2 separate regions of the Homo sapiens genome follow, and region 2 is linked to region 1. A link is a loop called in an ENCODE intact Hi-C map of the cell type or tissue named here. Cell type or tissue: B cell. All regions are shown on one strand. Each heading gives the region's core, and the rest is flanking DNA. Links, peaks and the distances in the headings are about the cores only.

Evidence for each region. Hi-C counts contacts between places; a loop is a spot of excess contacts. Peaks named below come from ENCODE experiments on the same cell type or tissue, not always from the same donor. Only the 100,000 strongest peaks of a DNase experiment are listed, where the experiment ranks them.
Region 2: it touches region 1 in a loop (20-fold over the local background); 21 of 110 quality-filtered maps call a loop at or near these places.

The regions. Positions count from the first base shown.
Region 1 is chr12:41,272,828-41,281,947 of GRCh38, forward strand. All of the region lies in intron 3 of PDZRN4 (PDZ domain containing ring finger 4), which reads left to right. Among named protein-coding and RNA genes, the nearest start is that of PDZRN4, 89 kb to the left of the region's middle. RefSeq lists enhancers at 7,052-8,251, 7,168-7,719, 7,720-8,269. In B cell, for the core only: CTCF peaks have their summits at 4,393 (motif pointing right) and 4,593; a DNase peak (open chromatin) is centred at 4,414.
Region 2 is chr12:42,099,913-42,109,032 of GRCh38, forward strand. GXYLT1 (glucoside xylosyltransferase 1) reads right to left here. Exons shown (of 8, transcript NM_173601.2): 5 at 5,906-6,157. Among named protein-coding and RNA genes, the nearest start is that of GXYLT1, 40 kb to the right of the region's middle. In B cell, for the core only: CTCF peaks have their summits at 4,384 (motif pointing left) and 4,611; no DNase peak of the experiment used is centred there; H3K27ac peaks cover 708 bases.

The DNA of each region.
Region 1 (9,120 bases), core at 859-8,858:
TTAAAGGCCTTTAGAGTGACCATGGGATGAGTTGGTTAAGTTGCTGTCCAGGTGGGAGAACAGCAAAATAGATGCTGTTGGTTGTAACTCTGAATTTCCAGAAGTCACATTGAAGTCCTAATAATCAAAATATTTAGGAGGAAATTGAATTCTGCAATCAATGAGAACTATAGTCTTGGCAGTTCCTAAAAGGCGCATTTCCTTGTTGTTTTGCTTAAGCTTGTCTGGGCTTCATTTAGTAGTCTGCTTATGTTAAATTTAAGCAATCATGGGTATGGAAAATGAATAAAGTGTTGACTATCCATTTGGATCAATTTTATTCATTCAAAAATGTACATTTTAATAAAGTAATGTTAGGCACTATGGATAGAAATATCAAAGAGGCTCAGTTTCTTCTTCCAAAGTGTTCCTAAAGAAGGAAATAGACATAGAAGGAAAGCAAGTTATAATCCAGTTTCATAAGTACAGTAATGGAAGATTGCATAAGACAGTATGCTGGCAAGCGCAAGAATGATCAAACCTGGTTGTGGAGAGTGTCATGAAAGTCATTATAACCAAATCTGAAAATGCAGTTCCCCAGACGCTTAAAGAAGAAAAATGTATTCTGAAAAGAAGAAACAGTGAATTCAGGACAGAGAATGAAACAGTATAGCGTGATAGAAACTACAAGTAGCCTTAACTGTAACTTACATATAGGGCATCTCCCAGAGATGGGGGAAGTGATAAAGGGTGAAGCTAGTAAGGAACTTGTATGCTTGGAAGTTTTGACACTACTCTATAAATGATGTAGAAACCAATAAATGAAGTGTTTCATTAAAGAAAAAGTATATTCAGTCAGAAATTAGCAATTTTAGGAATTTTTATAATACCTAAAAAATGACTGAACATAAAATCTTATTTTTAATTGATAAAATATGTTTTCAGGTTTACCTGCAAAAACTATGGTTGATTTGCAAACATGTCTTATTATAGTAGAAAATTACCAAATGTATGCTATTTATCATTAAATTTACCTTCATGGCAGCAGATGCCAAAGAACTAGTTCAGCAATTATGCCTTAATGTCATCCCATTATCATTTATCATTTTTCTTAATGCATCAAGATCTAAAGTCCTTGAATGCAAGCTTGGTCAGCAACCATAGAAATATGGGGTTCATTTTGTCTTTACTTTGTCATAAAAGGGGTCTTGCCTTCTTCTATGTGGGACATGGCATTTAAGTTAAGTTCATATAACTTTTTAAGTAAGGACATTATATATTTTTTTCATTTTGTACTGGGATAACTACCTCACCAATAAGTGGTAGAATAAATTGTAGCCACATGTCAAAAAGTAGGTCATCCTAATGAGTGTGTGTAAAGCTGGTATTTTCCTTTTGAAAATGTCAGGGTTTTTAAAAAAACAGAACAGAAATATGTTTTATTAATAACCACTCTGTGTATTGTGTAGTTAAAATCTTTGACTATATAACCTCTTTCATACCAAGCATTATTTAAAATAATAAATCTTTCAAAATTTAAATAGATATGGCACAAAGGTGCAATTTGAAGGAATATATAGAGTTGATCATTATAAATGGAAAACGCTTAAAATGCTGAGCTTGTTTCTATGTTTAGTGAACACTTCCTAGTTTAAGCTAGAGAGAAGGATTGCCTGAATTAATGAAAGTTCCGAATTAGAAAATATTTTGGAAGCAAATATAGTACCATAGATGCTCAGGGATATTAGAAGCCATTTTTAAATACCAACTAAAGTCTATGTAACATTGACATTATCTCTACCTCTTGTATCCCTAGACACTACTGAAATACCTGAATCCATGGTGGAGAGCAGATCTCCCAAGACAGCCTGCTTCTTCTTCAGATGATTCCATTAGGAAAAGTTTTCTTATATTTTGCCAAATCTATCATAGCTAGCATTCCCTGGCTCAAACTTTGCCTGGTGTGTTCATGAAGTATACACCCTTGAAATATCTGAAGACAGTTAAAGATTAATTCCCTTCCTGTTTACTGAATCACTGGACTCGCCATTAGGGAAATGTGGTAGGAAAAAAATGCTCTGAAATCAGTCAAATATTTGCAAAGTCTCCCAGTGAATTATTATAGACAGAACAATTTTGGCTGACAGTATAATTAGGTAGATTCAGGCCCAAGAGCTCATTGGTGGGTCAGTGTCGGACTAGGCACCTGATGCATCTATGTAGTCCAGATGCTACAGGGATCAGTGCTTTAGACTAAGATGCTGAACATTTTAACTCATGAATAAGCTGAGAGGCTTGACTGGCATGGGATCAAACTGATGCCAGAAGCAACTCTGGAAGGGAGAGTGGATATGCCTAACGACAGTTATCCCAGGGAACTGTGTGGCTCATTTCCTCATTTAATTAAAGTCTCTGATAAAAAGTCCGTATTTCAGATAGCCTCTGTCTTACCACCTTATAAAATTAGCATTCTTCCCCATCATAACTCTCTTACTGGCTCATTTTTCTTCATAATGCTTACTACCACTTGTTGTATATTTATTTATCAGTTTACTTGAACTAACCCACTAGAATGTAAGTCCCAATATTTTATAGTTTTCATTGCCAAAAATTCAATCTTTCAGTTCTTTCCCATTAAGTGATTTTGAGGCCAAGTTGTTGGCAGGATTTTTGCAGTGGCCTGAATAACAAACTTAGAAGAAGTGAGCTCAGTGGAGTGACAGGGGAGGCAGGAAGGAAATAGATCCTCTCTGCTCCACATCTTTACACACTGCATGCTAGGGTCTGTGCTAGGCGGTTGGTGTAATTTTTATTTATCTCCCTTAAAATTTTATAAGAGTATACTGTGGATTTTTTTAAAAAAATAATCATTTCTGAGGGATTATTACATATAAGGCTATAGATATATAGTAAGTAAAGGAGATAGGATTCAAACCCAAATATGGCCACAAGAGTAGGAAATAATTTTTAATATCTGCCTACAAAGGTTTCAGTGATGAGTATAAAGCATTTCACTTTTTAAAATAAAAATGGAGACTCATTGAATCTAAGGAAATAATTTAGAGAAAATGTACAGGCTGGATGTGAAAAATGAAGGTGATTTTGAGGGATGTGAGACTAGAGAAGACTATGATAGTACTTGTGAGTTTCGGAGTTGGGTAAATGGTTACAGGCAGAGGAAACTCCAGATTTATATGCTTTTCTATCTTGGTAGATGTGGTTGACTAGCAGTAGTTTCACAGTTGTTATTAATGAGAAGGGTGAATGGTGTAGGAAGCCTAGGACATTCTCGATAGGGATGACAGCAATCCCAAGGGACAAATATTGGTCCTTGGAGGGCAAGAAAGCTTACATATTACAATGGTTTGTGGCTCTCCAAAGAACTGCAGTATGTAAACAGATATACAGCATATTTGTGGTATTAAAATTTCATATGGAAGGTGGTGGGGAGATAATGGAAACCAAAAAGAAACAGGGACCTAATACAAGAAAGCAGAAACCATACAAGAAAATGATTTATACAAATAAGCTCTTCTCTGGTGTTTTAAGAACCCTTTTTAGTATATTATAGTTATTGTAGCAGTTTAACGAGTAGACCCTGGCCTCAGATAGATTCAGATAGACCTGGGGATTATTTTATACACGTCATAGTTCATATATTTATATGAAATATGAATATATTTATGAAATATGAAAATATATATTTCATATATTCATACATCATATTTATACATGTCATATTTCATATGTGTCATAGATTCTGCTAAGTGTTTCCCATTATATAGTCATTGATTAAAGCCTTGCAATAAATTTATGAGAAATTCTTTGAATAAAACTTACCCAAAGTCACACAGCTCTTAATGTTAGGGCCAGCAATCACTATGAGATTTATTTTCCTAATACACTGGGAATAGAAGGTAGTCATACTATTCTGCAGATTACAAGAATCACATCAGCTAATGTATGTAAAGTACTAAGCAAAGTGCCAGGCAGGAATGTTAGCTACTCTTATTATCTATCTATGGTCAGTACCCTATATTTGTCTGGATAAACCAGAGTCAGCAGTATTTACCATTCTTAGAGACCCAGTTCTACTTTAATAATAATGTCATGCATAATGGTTAGCTAGTGTGACAAATGTACCACACTAATGCAAGATGGTAACAAGAGGGGAATCTGGATATATGGAAACTCTCTGTACTATATTTACCACTTTTCTCTAAATCTCAATGTATTCTAAAATATAACAATTCTTTAAAAGAGATTCACTTCTAGCAACAAATTGAGTATGTTGTTGTAAATTGCAACTTTAAAAATCAGTTTCATAAATTCAGCAGAACAATGAAAATGCAAAACAGACAAAAAACAGTAATGAGCGTGCACAGGAATTTTAAACATTCCATACATGAACCAGCAGATGGCAGAGTACGCAAGCATCTGAACTTGGGTACTAAAACCCTGCTTCCCATCAAATGAAGCCTTTTCATTTTTCACGTAGTTTTAGTTAATTTATAGGGCCAACGATATAAAATCCTGCTGCCCCTAACTACAAGGCCGTTGCTGAAAATAAAACGGGCGTGAGTTCTGGGTGGATTTGTTAGCTCACAGGCACTGCAGAGGCGAATTTCCCACTGAGGAAAGAGTCCGCTTTCATTCTGAGCGTTGTGAACTCAGTTTATGCACCAGTGCAGATATGATGTCTATAAACAGATGGCCGGCCTTCTTATCCCAATCTCTTTCTCACCTTACGCTCACTGTGGTGATAGCTCACCTGGTCCAGGTGGGTGGATGATTGACTCTGTAGACCAGACTAGCTGGACTAATCAGTGATCCCCAGCTGTGCTGACACTAATCTAGAGTTACTGCTGGAACGAAAGTCTAACCTCCAACTGAAATAAGGTTGGTGAACAGCTCTTGTTGCAACGATTGAAGAGACTCTGCTGCTCTTTGGTGTGTAGGAAAAGTAATGTTTGTTAGAGGTAATCAATTTCTCTTTGGTAGATTAGCAGCTATAAATAGAATTCACATACAGAGGTTCCGTATGGATAAAGATGATTTTCTTTTCTTATGTCTAGGGGAGAGGAAGATAATTTATGTGAGCAAGTGAAAGGTGATGTGGAATAAAAAGGATATTAGTTAGACATTTTAGTCCTCGGCAAAGAATTTAAGGCTAATGGCCTCCATCTGATCCAAAAGCCAATTATGCTAATGACGCTCTTAGATGTAAAAGCTGTAGCTATAAGTCAACACAGACTTTTGGCACTCAATATGTTTGCATGGACACTAAGATGATCCTTTTCCTCCTGTTCCCTGGCTGTACTCAAAATTCAAATCCCTTTTACCTTTTGTTATATGCGTGACTCATAAGATAATAAGACTGAAAGAGGAGGCTTTTTATAAGGCCATGATTGGATATATCCTCCAAGCTAAGTCTTATGTTATATTCAGAAGTCATGGAAGAAAAACATAGACACAAGATACCAGAAAAGGTTGTCATCTCCCTATCCAGGATAATGTTTTTCACCAAATTCAAGGAGACTTTTTAATTTCTTTTGTTCAGAAGGTTAATCATTGAGATGGGTTAATGTACACACATTAGTTAATCTTAGCAGTCTGTTAAATGAACAGGTTTATTGACTTTACAAAAGATTACTTTGTGTAACGATTACATTGAAAGAGCAGAACTCAATATGGTGCAATATAAAGCATTATTTTTCCTTCCACTGTCCCTAAAACCCTGCTAGAGGGGCCAGCTATTTCTGTGCTTCTGATGAAAAGTGAAAGCAGTCCCATAGCTTCAGTAACTTTTAATTATAAAAACAGTCTCTTAATAATCAAAATTCCCTACCTCATTCAAAGTTAAACCTTGTCCAGTAGTTCCCTTGAAAGTCCTTTTACTCAAGATAGAGATAAGGGAACAGCGGAAAATGCTACATCACAACAACTGTTCCTAAGGAAATTCTATTCCAAACACTCCCATCCTTTGAACTTTCTAATTTCTAAATATCTTCTTAGTGCGGATTAAATGGAGGGTCTCAGTATTTGTTTTGGGATGCCATTTTAGCAAGCCCTGCATAGTGATGGAGCCCCTACTAAGGATGCATGGATAAAGGCCCTTATCTCAGCCTTTCAGCCTTCAGCTAAAACAGAAAGAAAAAGTCCCAGTTAAATATCCTGCCATATTTATAACTCCAGAAGGATTTTTGGGACACTAAAAATAAAGGCAGGGTGACATAAAAATAACGATGTGCTAGGATTCTTGTTAAGTGACTCTCAAAGGGCACTGGGAAACCAGTTACACGCAGGGTTCGGGTATACAGTGTTTTTCAAATGTTTGGGTTGGTAACATTTGAGAATCAATGCTCTTTTATACTTTAAACAAATCAGTCATTCTTGACATAAGTCATTTATAAAATAAGAATGCTGAACTAGAGAGATGTATAAGATTCCCTTAAACTCAAAATTATTTAAGAACTTTCTTAAGCAATCAAAAAGAGAAAATAAAATTGTCAAAATATTATTTCTAGTCATCTCAGCTTTGATTTTGTTTACATGAAGTAGGCAGGCAGTTTTTAAAACCTAAAAAGCTAAAACGTGTTGGCCCAATTTATGAACTTAAATGAGAAGCAGCATCTTCATTTTATAAAAAATGATGGTCGTGGTATTTAAAGATGGGTAGTAGTTTCCAACAATAAGTAGGAGCCACTATTATTGAATAATTAGTTTCTATTTTGGTTTTTCTAGGAAAGCTTGTATTTATTTATTTATTAACCTAAATAAGTCTCTGTGTCCTCAGATAAGAATATTAATTGACCTGGCTCCAGTCTGTGTGAAATGTGAATTTCCTTAAAACTGAAAATGTAGAAATCAAACATATTACTATTTCAAGGAAGTACTAATGTTTTCAATAGAGGGAAGAAGACATGGGTTGAAACAAAGAACTAGAGTTGGAGATAATTATAGTAGTATTGAGGATAGCCTATAAAGAGACAATAATGATTAATAAAAGCCCACCTGCAAGGCATATAAGAAGATTTTTAAAACTTGAAGACTTCTTTTTTCCATCAGTCTATAGAACTGTAAGGTAGAAAACAGCAACATAGGGAATTCCTGGGCAAGATGGCCGAATAGGAACAGCTGTGGTCTGCAGCTCCCAGCAAGGCCCATGCAGAAGGTGGGTGATTTCTGCATTTCCAACAGAGGTACCCGGTTCTTCTCATTGGGACTGGTTAGACAGTGGGTGCAACCCATGGAGGGCGAGCAGAAGCAGGGTGGGGTGTCGCCTCACCTGGGAAGCACAAGGGGTCAGAAAAATCCCTCCTTTTGCCAAGGGAATCCCTGAGGGACCCTGCCATGAGGGACGGTGCTATGCAGCCTAGATACTATGCTTTTCCCAGGGTCTTTGCAACCCACAGACCAAGAGATTCCCTCGGGTGCCTACACCACCAGGGCCCTGGGTTTCTAGCACAAAATTGGGCAGCCATTTGGGCAGACACTGAGCTAGCTGTGGGAGTTTTTTTCCGTACCCCAGTGGTGCCTGGAATGCCAGCAAGACAGACCCGTTTACTCCCCTGGAAAGGGAGCTGAAGCCAGGGAGCCAAGTAGTCTTCCTCAGCGGATCCCACCCCCATGGAGCCCAGCAAGCTCAGATCCACTGGTTGAAATTCTGGCTGCCAGCACAGCAGTCTGAAGTCAACCTGGGACACTCGAGCTTGGTGCGGGGAGGGGCGTCCGCATTACTGAGGCTTAATTAGACAGTATTCCCCTCACAGTGTAAACAAAGCTACCAGGAAGCTCGAACTGGGTGGAGCCCACCGCAGCTCAGCAAAGCCACTGTAGCGAGACTGCCTCTCTAGAGTCCTCCTCTCTGGGCAGGGCATCTCTGAAAGAAAGGCAGCAGCCCCAGTCAGGGGCTTATAGATAAAACTCCCATCTCCCTGGGACAGAGCACCAGGCAGAAGGGGTGGATGTGGGTGCAGCTTCAGCAGACTTAAACGTTCATACCTGCAGGCTCTAAAGACAGCAGCGGATCTCCCAGCACAGCGTTCCAGCTCTGAGAACGGACAGACTGCCTCCTCAAGTGGGTCCCTGACCCCCGTGCCTCCTGACTAGGAGACACCTCCCAGCAGGGTTTGACAGACACCTCATACAGGAGAGCTCCAGCTGGCATCTGGCAGGTTCCCCTCTGGGACAAAGCTTCCAGAGGAAGGAGCAGGCAGCAATCTCTGCTGTTCTGCATCCTCTGCTGGTGATACCCAGGTAAACAGGGTCTGGAGTGGACCCACAGCAAACTCCAGCAGACCTGCAGGAGAAGGGCCTGACTGTTAGAAGGAAGACTAACAAACAGAAAGCAGTATCATCAACATCAACAAAACAGATGACCACGCAAAAACTCCATCCAAAGATCACCAACAGCAAAGATCAAAGGTAGATAAATCCACAAAGATGAGGAAAAACCAGTGCAAATAGGCTGAAGATTTCAAAAACCAGAATGCCTCTTCTACTCCAAAGGATCACAACTCCTCGCCAGCAAGGGAACAAAACTGGACAGAGAATGAGTTTGATGAATTGACAGAAGTAGGCTTCAGAAGGTGGGTAATAACAAACTCCTCCAAGCTAAAGGAGCATGTTCTAACTCAATGCAAGGAAGCTAAGAACCTTGATAAAAGGTTAGAGTAATTGCTAACTAGAATAACCAGTTTAGAGAAGAACATAAATGACCCGATGGAGCTGAAAAACATAGCACAAGAACTTCGCAAAGCATACACAAGTATCAATAGCCAAATTGATCAAGTGGAAGAAAGGATATCAGAGGTTAAAGATCAACTCAATGAAATAAAGCATGAAGGCAAGATCAGAGAAAAAAGAATGAAAAGGAATGAACAAAGCCTCCAAGAAATATGGGACTATGTGAAAAGACCAAACCTATGTTTCACTGGTGTACCTGAAAGTGACAGGGCGAATGGAACCAAGCTGGAAAACACAGTTCAGGATGCTTTCCTTGCCTGATTGCCCTGAGGGATTTTGTCACCACCAGGCCTGCCTTACAAGAGCTCCTGAAGAAAGCACTAAATATGGAAAGGAAAAACTACTACCAGCCACTGCAAAAACATACCGAAATGTAAAGACCATTGACAGTAT
Region 2 (9,120 bases), core at 334-8,333, 830 kb after region 1:
CCTACTGTTTAGCCATTAAGCACAATGCTGCCTTTTGAAATGAGATAAAAATATAATACTAATAATCTATCAATTTATATTTTATGCTTTTTTAAAATAAAAAAGATACTGAATTTAGTGCTTTTTCAGATACTGAATGTAATGCTTTTTTCTTAATGCTCAAAACTTGTTATTTGAAAACCCAAAGTTAAATACTTAAGGGAGCAAGAAACTGAGTCCAATGAGAACTTGGTGTTGGAAGGGGTAGAAGTGAATACCGGGCCTTTTAGATCTATGTGACTCGGGGACTATCCAGAGTAAAAACCAGTATTCTTCATAGTGCAGTTCACAGCAGTTCACATAGTGTGCTACTATGTAAATTTTTTCTATGTCCTCAATAAGATTAAGTAATTAAGTATAGAAATTAAGAGTAAGATTTAGAAACTTTTACAGCAAGTTAACAGTTTTATGTGTACTTAATATATTTCTCTAGTAATCTCTCTTTTACAAAAGTATTGGCTCATAACATACTGAAAATTTTTTAAAAATTAATCTTTTGCCATAGTTTGAGAAACATTGTTATAAGTCATTTTATAATTTATATTAAATTCAGTGACGATATAAACAATCTATCCTTTAAAAAAGAGAAGGCCAGAATTCATGAAAAAAAAAAAATCCACATACTTAAATTGATGTGCTACAACTGCATTATTATCCTTGTGTGAAATTTCTTAGAACACAGTAAATAGTAATTATAATCAGAATTTTTTTTAATCTGGAAAATGACTAAAACAAGTTTTACTTAAGGAAACAATTTGAAAAGATAACTCTTAGAAATAAGTCATTGAGTATGTTAAGGAAATATTCTTAGGATCTGAAAAGAAAAATATCAATTACACAAGGACAAAAACCAGGAACACTTTCAACAGACAGAACTGGTGGAGCCCTTGTACAACACCATGTTAAAGTCTTCATGTGATTCTATCTATTCAAATATACACAGAAATACAGATACATATTTAAATTATAAAAACCAATATAAATCAAATATATATATTTGAATATATATCTTACAAGAAATGTACCTATTCAAAGAGCATCAATGAAATACAAAATTAAGAGTTCACTGCAGTCTTAGGAAAAAAATAAAAAGGGAAAAAAACCTTAAAGAAAAAAGTCCCATTAGAAAACTATTTGGAAAAGAAGCGATAACGCTAGTATTATTTGCTAATGATATAACCTAGATTATCCAAGACAACCAATGAAAAGCTATGAGAAATGAGTTTAATAAAGAGGTATTACATATAAAAGGAGTTCAAGTCAATAAGAAAGAGAAAACCAAGAAGTGGGCAAAGGATATGGGCAAGCAGCCATTCACAAAAGAAGAAACAGAAATGGCTACAAATTATAAGAAAAGATTTTTAACCACACCGGTAGTATAGTCAAGAAAATATGAATTTTAAAATATATTTTCAGCCATACAACTACATATCCATACTAGGTACACACAAAAAGAGAAAATAAAATCATCCATTCTCCACATCATACACACATTAAAAATGTGATTATGTGTAATGACATAGAAGTCAGTCAACTATATATTTACTAAATGAAAAAAGCTGAAGATGTATAAAAGAATCCTATATCTAAATGCTAATGCACACCTATGCTTGTTTCAAAATACTTTTTTTTTTTTTTGAGACAGAGTCTCACTCTGTCGCCCAGGCTGGAGTGCAGTGGCGCAATCTTGGCTCACTGCAACCTCCACCTTCTGGGTTCAAGTGATTCTCATGCCTCAGGCTCCCGAGTAGCTGGAATTACAGGCACCTGCCACCATGCCTGGCTAATTTTTGTATTTTTAGTAGAGATGGGGTTTCACCATATTAGCCAGGCTGGTCTAGGACTCCTGACCTCAAGTGATCCACCTGCCTCGGCCTCCCAAAGTGCTGGGATTACAGGCATGAGCCACTGCACCCAGCCTCAAAATGCACTTTTTAAAAGGTCCAAAGAACACATAGCCAAGTTTATAGTGTCACTCTGGGTGGAGGCATGAAAGTGTGAAGAGATATGTCAAGGGGAGACCTGTCTTTTCATTCTACATAAAATTACTTTTTTGAATCTTTATAAGCACAATTTAGTTTCATAACATTTAAAACAGAAAACTGTAGTTCTAATTTTACAAAATTTAGCAAACCTATGACCAAATACATGTATGTTACATCAAGATCAATTAGTTTCATTTTTTGAATTAAGCATGCTTTGAAAATGAATGGACTGTCATTATCAGCCTGTCCTATACATACATATAAAATTAAAGCGCATTCACATTATGCTCCAACAAAAAAGTGGGAACTCATCAATTCCCAAAGATTAGTTACTTCACTTTAAAAAGTTCTACCCCTTTGGCAAGATGTTCGTTGTTGTTATTCTGCTCTCATAAGCTATGTACTAACACAAGAAAACTCTTTATCACATACATCTTACAAATATGTAAAAGCATTGTATCTACTTCATACAAAGTGTTCCCTTTTCCAGTATTTTTCAATTCATTAATGGCCTAGTTTCTAAAACCTTCATCTGACTCTCCTTTGCTAGCAATTATCTATCAAGTTGCTACTTTATGTCAGACACTGTGCTAAATATTCTTAATATAAAGCTGTATAAAAGACACATCCTGCCCTCAGTAGGTGGAGCAAACAGACAAAAAAATACTCTACAAAATAATATATAGAAAGCTGAAAAGGGCAGAGTAAACAAAGAAAAAATTCCCACCATGTCTAATTTATACTCTTTGGTTTTTCTCTAATAAACAGGAAAAGGCTAAGAAATACAGTAATACATTTTTTAGAAGGAGAGAAAATAAATACCCTAATAGGGATTCAACACGGCAAATACGATACTGCAAAATAGAACGTAATCATTTAACCAATGTTATTCATTATCTAGCAAATATACAATTATGAGATTAAAAATTATGATTTTTAAAAAGTTGTATTTAATATTTAATTTAATTTAATAATTATTTCATTAAATTAAATTATTTGAATTTAAATTTTTTAATTTTTTTTTTCTTTTGAGACAGAGTCTCACTCACATTGTCACTCTGTAGCTCAGGCTGGAGTGCAGTGGCCCAATATCAGCTCACTGCAACCTCTGCCTCCCTGGTTCAAGCAATTCTGTCTCAGCCTCCCAAGTAGCTGGGAATACAGGCATGCACCACCATGCACAGCTCATTTTTTCTATTTTTAGTAGAGATGGGGTTTCACTGTGTTGGTCAGACTGGTCTCACACTCCTGGCCTCAAGTGATCCACCCACCTCGGTCTCCCAAAGTCTTGGAATTACAGGCGTGAGCCACCACACCTGGACCTATTTTAACTTTTTAATATACATAACTATAATACACCAGGTTCGAAATGAACAGCCACAAGTAGTAAGAACCAGGTGACAGCAAGGCAAATAAATAAACTATGACCTTTGTCCTAAATTTTTATTGTGGCTGTACATGGGTTAAGAACCATGAAGCAACAATCGTGGATCTGTATAAAACAGTTTGGAAAGTGATTATAAGTAACTCAGTTATATTGCTAAATTTCTAAAATTTAAGATCTGTGCTAGAAACTGTAAAACTGGTAGGAAAAACCAAGACAATGTTTTGCTATAGATATAAAGATCAAGAAAAATAAAAATATATGAGAAAAGGAATTAACAATCAATAAATTTTGCAGGACCATCTCGACAATCCTAAGTATAATAAAATATTTGAAAACAAAGCAAATCTGAGTATGTTCCCAAGGAGCAAGAACAGGGTTGTTTGTAACACAGGAATAGTAGGTGTGAAGTAAATTATACCTGCCAAATTAACATACAACCAATCATCTTGTGTTTTTTTTCACAGTCATTAATGTGCAGAAGAAAAAAAGGTTTGAAAGTTTAGAAATTATTCCAACTCCCATAACTACACCTCTAGGTAGCTTAGAACATGTCACAGAAAAAAAAAGAAAAAGGGAAAGGGAGAAACTATTATTTATGAATGATATTTAAATAAGTAATAGGTAAGTTAAAAACAGTAAATCTGGCCAAGCGCAGTGGCTCACGCCTATAAACCCAGCACTTTGGGGGTTTGAGGTGGGAGGATCACATGAGGCCAGGAGTTCAAGACCAGCCTGGGCAACTCTTTTTCTGTAGAGACTGTTCTCTACAAAAAAGTAAAATAAGAACAAAATAATTTTAAAAACAATGGATTTGAACTATATAGCTATTTTTAAGTTGTAATCAAATGGTGTTATATTATCTCTATAGTTCTTTGCAACACTAAACTTCTATTAATTTCATAAATTTCAAATGCAGTTATTGAGAAGTCACATTTTTTTTTTTTGCAGATAATCTTACAGCACCATCTTCTGGTATAAGATCACTGTGCACAGTCTAACAATCAGAAAATAACAATCATGTTACTATCTTAGTTTTACTATATTTAGTAAAACTTTACAGTACATGAAATTTAAAAATTCAAGACAGAATAACAAACTTGGTAACCAAAGAGAGATGTTCTCTGTTAAACAAGAGCAGAGGTTACCTAACACTGGGCTTATTAATGCAATCAGTTGTGGGAGACAAAACTAAATTTAAATCAGAATTTTAAAAAGATTCAGAAAAGGGAAAGCTAAAAAAAAAAAAAACTAAGTTTAAGATCAACAGAATAGACAAGTGACAGGTAATAGCTGTCAGACTTCTAAGACTGAAGTGTTGGCACATGGTAATGGCTACAGCAGTACTGCTGCCTATACCAAAGGTAAGAGGAAACAGTTCCAAATGAGGAAAAGACTTAAATCAGACATGTAGAAAGAATAAACTCCATTCCACCAGATACCATGTGAAAAACGCATGACAAAAATACATACATATAAATGTACACATATATCACAAAAGACATGATATCCCTTAATGTTTAATTTAGTCCTAATGAGATATAAAGGAATAAACAGTAACTCTATACTCCTAGAGGGTATAGTGTTTGCTCAGAAGTCACTGTTTTTAGCTAACATTTTACTGCTTACTTCCTGTCACGCTCTATTAAGAATTTTCAACAGATCTCTTTTAAATTAACTTAGTTAAGTCTGTTTATTATCTTATTCAGCTGAGAGAATTCATACTTAAAAGTTAACTAAGTGGCTAGTAGTTAAGTACTGCACAGGAGGCAAAGCTACACAGAAAGCCAGTCTGATTCCAGAGCAAGCAAACTACAGTGACTTGCAACTTAGATATACAACTAATCTACATGAAACTGGTAAATATTAGTACATACTGATGAAGTCTAAATGCACATTCAGAGAATTTAAATAGTCTGACTTTTCTACTGACCACACAATTTGAAAGACTGGAAACACGCAGGAATTTTTTAAGTTAACTTCCAATAACACCATAATAGCTAACATTTACTATGTGTCAGCCACTGTTCTAACTCATTTACTCCTCACAAAAGTCCCAAGACATTGGTAGTGCTATCATTTCCATTTTACGGGTGAGAACAAACAGGTTGCAGAGTCTATGCTCTTAACTGCAACTCCATGTTGTCCCTAAGGTATATCATAATTTAGATTCTATGTATTCTATGAATGTACAACTACAAAATAACATCTGCTTCCTGGAATGGCAATCTAGGGAGAAGATGTTCACTACTTAGGGCATTGTTATTTTACTCCATTGTCATGTCATCTGGTTTGACCTATTGTAATGCTCTGTTAAACAGAATAATATGAACACACTTCTAGATAAATCTAGATATTTATATTCTTCTAATGAGATTATTCTAAATAGAAAAATTATTTATAGTTCAATTTAGTTTTTAATAAAATTTAGTTTTATTAAAAACAATTTAGAAGGTTTTTAGAGAAATGTTAACAACTACCTGTATTAGTGACTTACCTTGAAATACTTCCTTCTCATTCGAGTCATGTTCATCAACATAACTCCAGAGTTTACTCCAGTTTTTCCATAATATGGATGCCTAGCAAAGCGATTATACCATCCTATTCGAGGTTCCTCATGTTCTGGTGCCATTGCAGCAATTTGTGTGGAATTAAATTTCTTTAGTAAAGACCAAATATCATCAACTGGTCGTAAAAAAAGGATATCAGTGTCGACATACAATAGTGAGTCAACTTCTTTCAGGATTAACTACAAGGAGAGATATTTGAATGATTAACTATAATTCTATTTTAAAAAGAAACATAAAAGCACCTCTAATTGTGTAAGATACACCTAAGAGATTAGCTAATTTATATTATTTTATTTTAAGGTAATCTTTCCTAAATCTGTCATTTTTAACAATAGCATATATATAAAGATACTATGCTAACCTTCATATTAACTTTCAGAGAAGATATGAAAACAAACCAAAACAAAATACTCAATTATAAAAATTGAGAGAATAATATGAAATCTTCAAAGATCAGGGAGGAAATGTTTTTCATAATGGATAATAACATTAACTTAGGTAAATTTATATCTTGAATCCTAATTTCCTGAGATAAATACAGAAATAAACCAATACAAATAAAGATTTTCTGAACTTATTCCCCTTGGCCTGTAACACTGGCATCTTTACATCATTTCGGTTTCAACTAGTAAGTGGTAGAGCCAAACTGGAACCCAGGCAATCCAGATTCAGAGTCCATACTCTTATTTCTAGGTTGTGTCCCAACGAATCAAAGCAAATGTGCACCTAGCAAGGGTAAAGGCTTGACTTTAGGGTAAAGCCAGAAAGACTGGCTATGTTGCACTTTCTAAGAGATAAATCTTCAACATGTGCCTTCCCTGGGGAATTTTAAGGATAATTATTATTATTTTTCTTTTTTTTTTTTTTTTTTTTGAGACAGAGTCTCACTCTGTCACCCAGGCTGGAGTGCAGTAGTGTGATCTCAACTCACTGCAACCTCTACCTCCTGGGTTCTAGGCATTCTCCTGCCTCAGCCTCCTGAGTAACTGGGATTACAGGCATGCATCACCACACCCGGCTAATTTTTCATATTTTTAGTAGAGATGGGGTTTCACCATCTTGGCCAAGCTGGTCTTAAACTCCTGACCTCAAATGATTCACCCATCTCGGCCTCCCCAAGTGCTGGGATTACAGGCACGAGCCACTGTGCCCAATCAAGGATAATTTTTCATTTCTGCCTTACCCATGAACTTTAGGTTCTGACTCCTACAAATTTAAATTTACCGCCTATCCTGGTTTATTAGTAAGATTCAATAAATAGGTGAATCTAAACCTTTTTAGTTAAGACATAATAGGAGCTTGATCCTAGTTCTGCTACTTTTCAAAGCTGCTACTTCTTCCTGCAACTAAAGCCATCACCTTAATGAGCAGCTACTAGGCTGAAATCACCTCATTCCTCCCTTATCTCACTATCAGCTGATTTAATATCAGGATGGGCAAAAAAATCTGATGGCTGACTGCAGGGCCTGAGTAGGGAAGGTTCACTTGGTCAAAGACCTCAACTAAAAGGGAATCTGTGGCCAGGCATGGTGGCTCACGCCTGTAATCCTAGCACTTTGGGAGGCTGAGGCGGGCAGATCACCTGAGGTCAGGGCTTCGAGACCAGCCTGACCAATACGGCAAAACGCTGTCTCTACTAAAAATACAAAAATTAGCCAGGTGTGGTGGCGCATGCCTGTAATCCAAGCTACTCGGGAGGCTGGGGCAGGAGAACCGCTTTAGCCTGAGAGGCAGAGGTTGCAGTGAGCCAAGACTGCGCCAGTACACTCCAGACTAGGCAATAGAGCAAGACTCTGTCTCAAAAAAAAAGGTGTTGGGGGAGGGGGCTGGGTGGAGTCTGTATGTCTATCTCACTTTTTTGAGGGGTGGTGGAGTTAGAATTGTTTTTAATAGCAACATTCTACATCTGTGTCACATCTGTTTACAGATTACTATATTCTTAGCAGAGTAGGAAGAAGCTACATAAAGCTTCAAGTTCAATGCTGGGAGCCACTACCAGCTGGAAATCAGACATGGTTAAATCATAATCACCTATGTATAGTTCTGATTCCTTTCAGTTGAAAAAGGCATTGGCACAGTTTACATTAGTTCTTTTCATGCATCTATTTTAAAGGAAGAGAAACTCAGCAAAAAAGTTTATCACTATAAAAAAATAAAGCACCAATTTACTTAAATCTGGTTAAAACGATTAGAATTAACAATAAAGTATGAGGTCAATTTGACAGGTTTCAAGTAGTTCTTGTACTTAAAATTCCATTTAGGGATTTAACTAGATTACATCATTAAATGATCTGGCAAATTTCATGTAACAACATCAACAATTAAACTTGTTAATAAAGTGTTAACAAAGTGCCATGGTGCCAAGTGTTAATAAAGTACCATAACAAAATGGCAGAGAAATGGCCAAAACCTCACATCTTTCTTTCATCTCTTATTGTTTTTTCAATACTATTTGTGTGATTATTTAATGTCTGTCTCCCACATCAGACAACAAGCTCTATGAAAAGAGGAAACCTGTGTGTTCTATTCATTCCTATATACCCAGCACTTCAGTATAGATGACTGACAAAAACTAGGCACTCACATATTAATTAAATGACTGACACTGCAGTCATTCAATATAAAACTTATTTCAAAAACTTACAAAACCTACGTGAAGTATCTAAAACTTTTTTTTTTAACCAATCTTAATCCCTTATTTGTGTGCTTTTTACAATGGAAGAGAAGAGAAAGATCCTAGGATATAACTTTTTAGGGCGGAGCAACAAACATACTGGTTAGACTGACTTTTTTATCAATATTATAACTTAATCTTACAGATATCCTGGATTCAATAAACCATATTCTTAATAAGCTAGGAATTCCCTTAATCCACTTAGCAATAAGAAGTAACTGAAGGTTCTTCCCCATAATTTATATAATTTCCGGAACCTTGTGTGCTTCTTAAATTCAGTATTTCTACCATAAGTATTCTCCATGTATTTAAGCTGCAAAACTGTAAGTATTTAAATATCATAATGGTCTAAACAACTACTGTGAATTTTAAAACTGGGTAAAATCAAATCAAAATGAAAGAGGTAACCTTGCTTCAGAACATTTGTATATAAAAAAGAAAAAAAAATCAAGGTTTATCATAGAACAT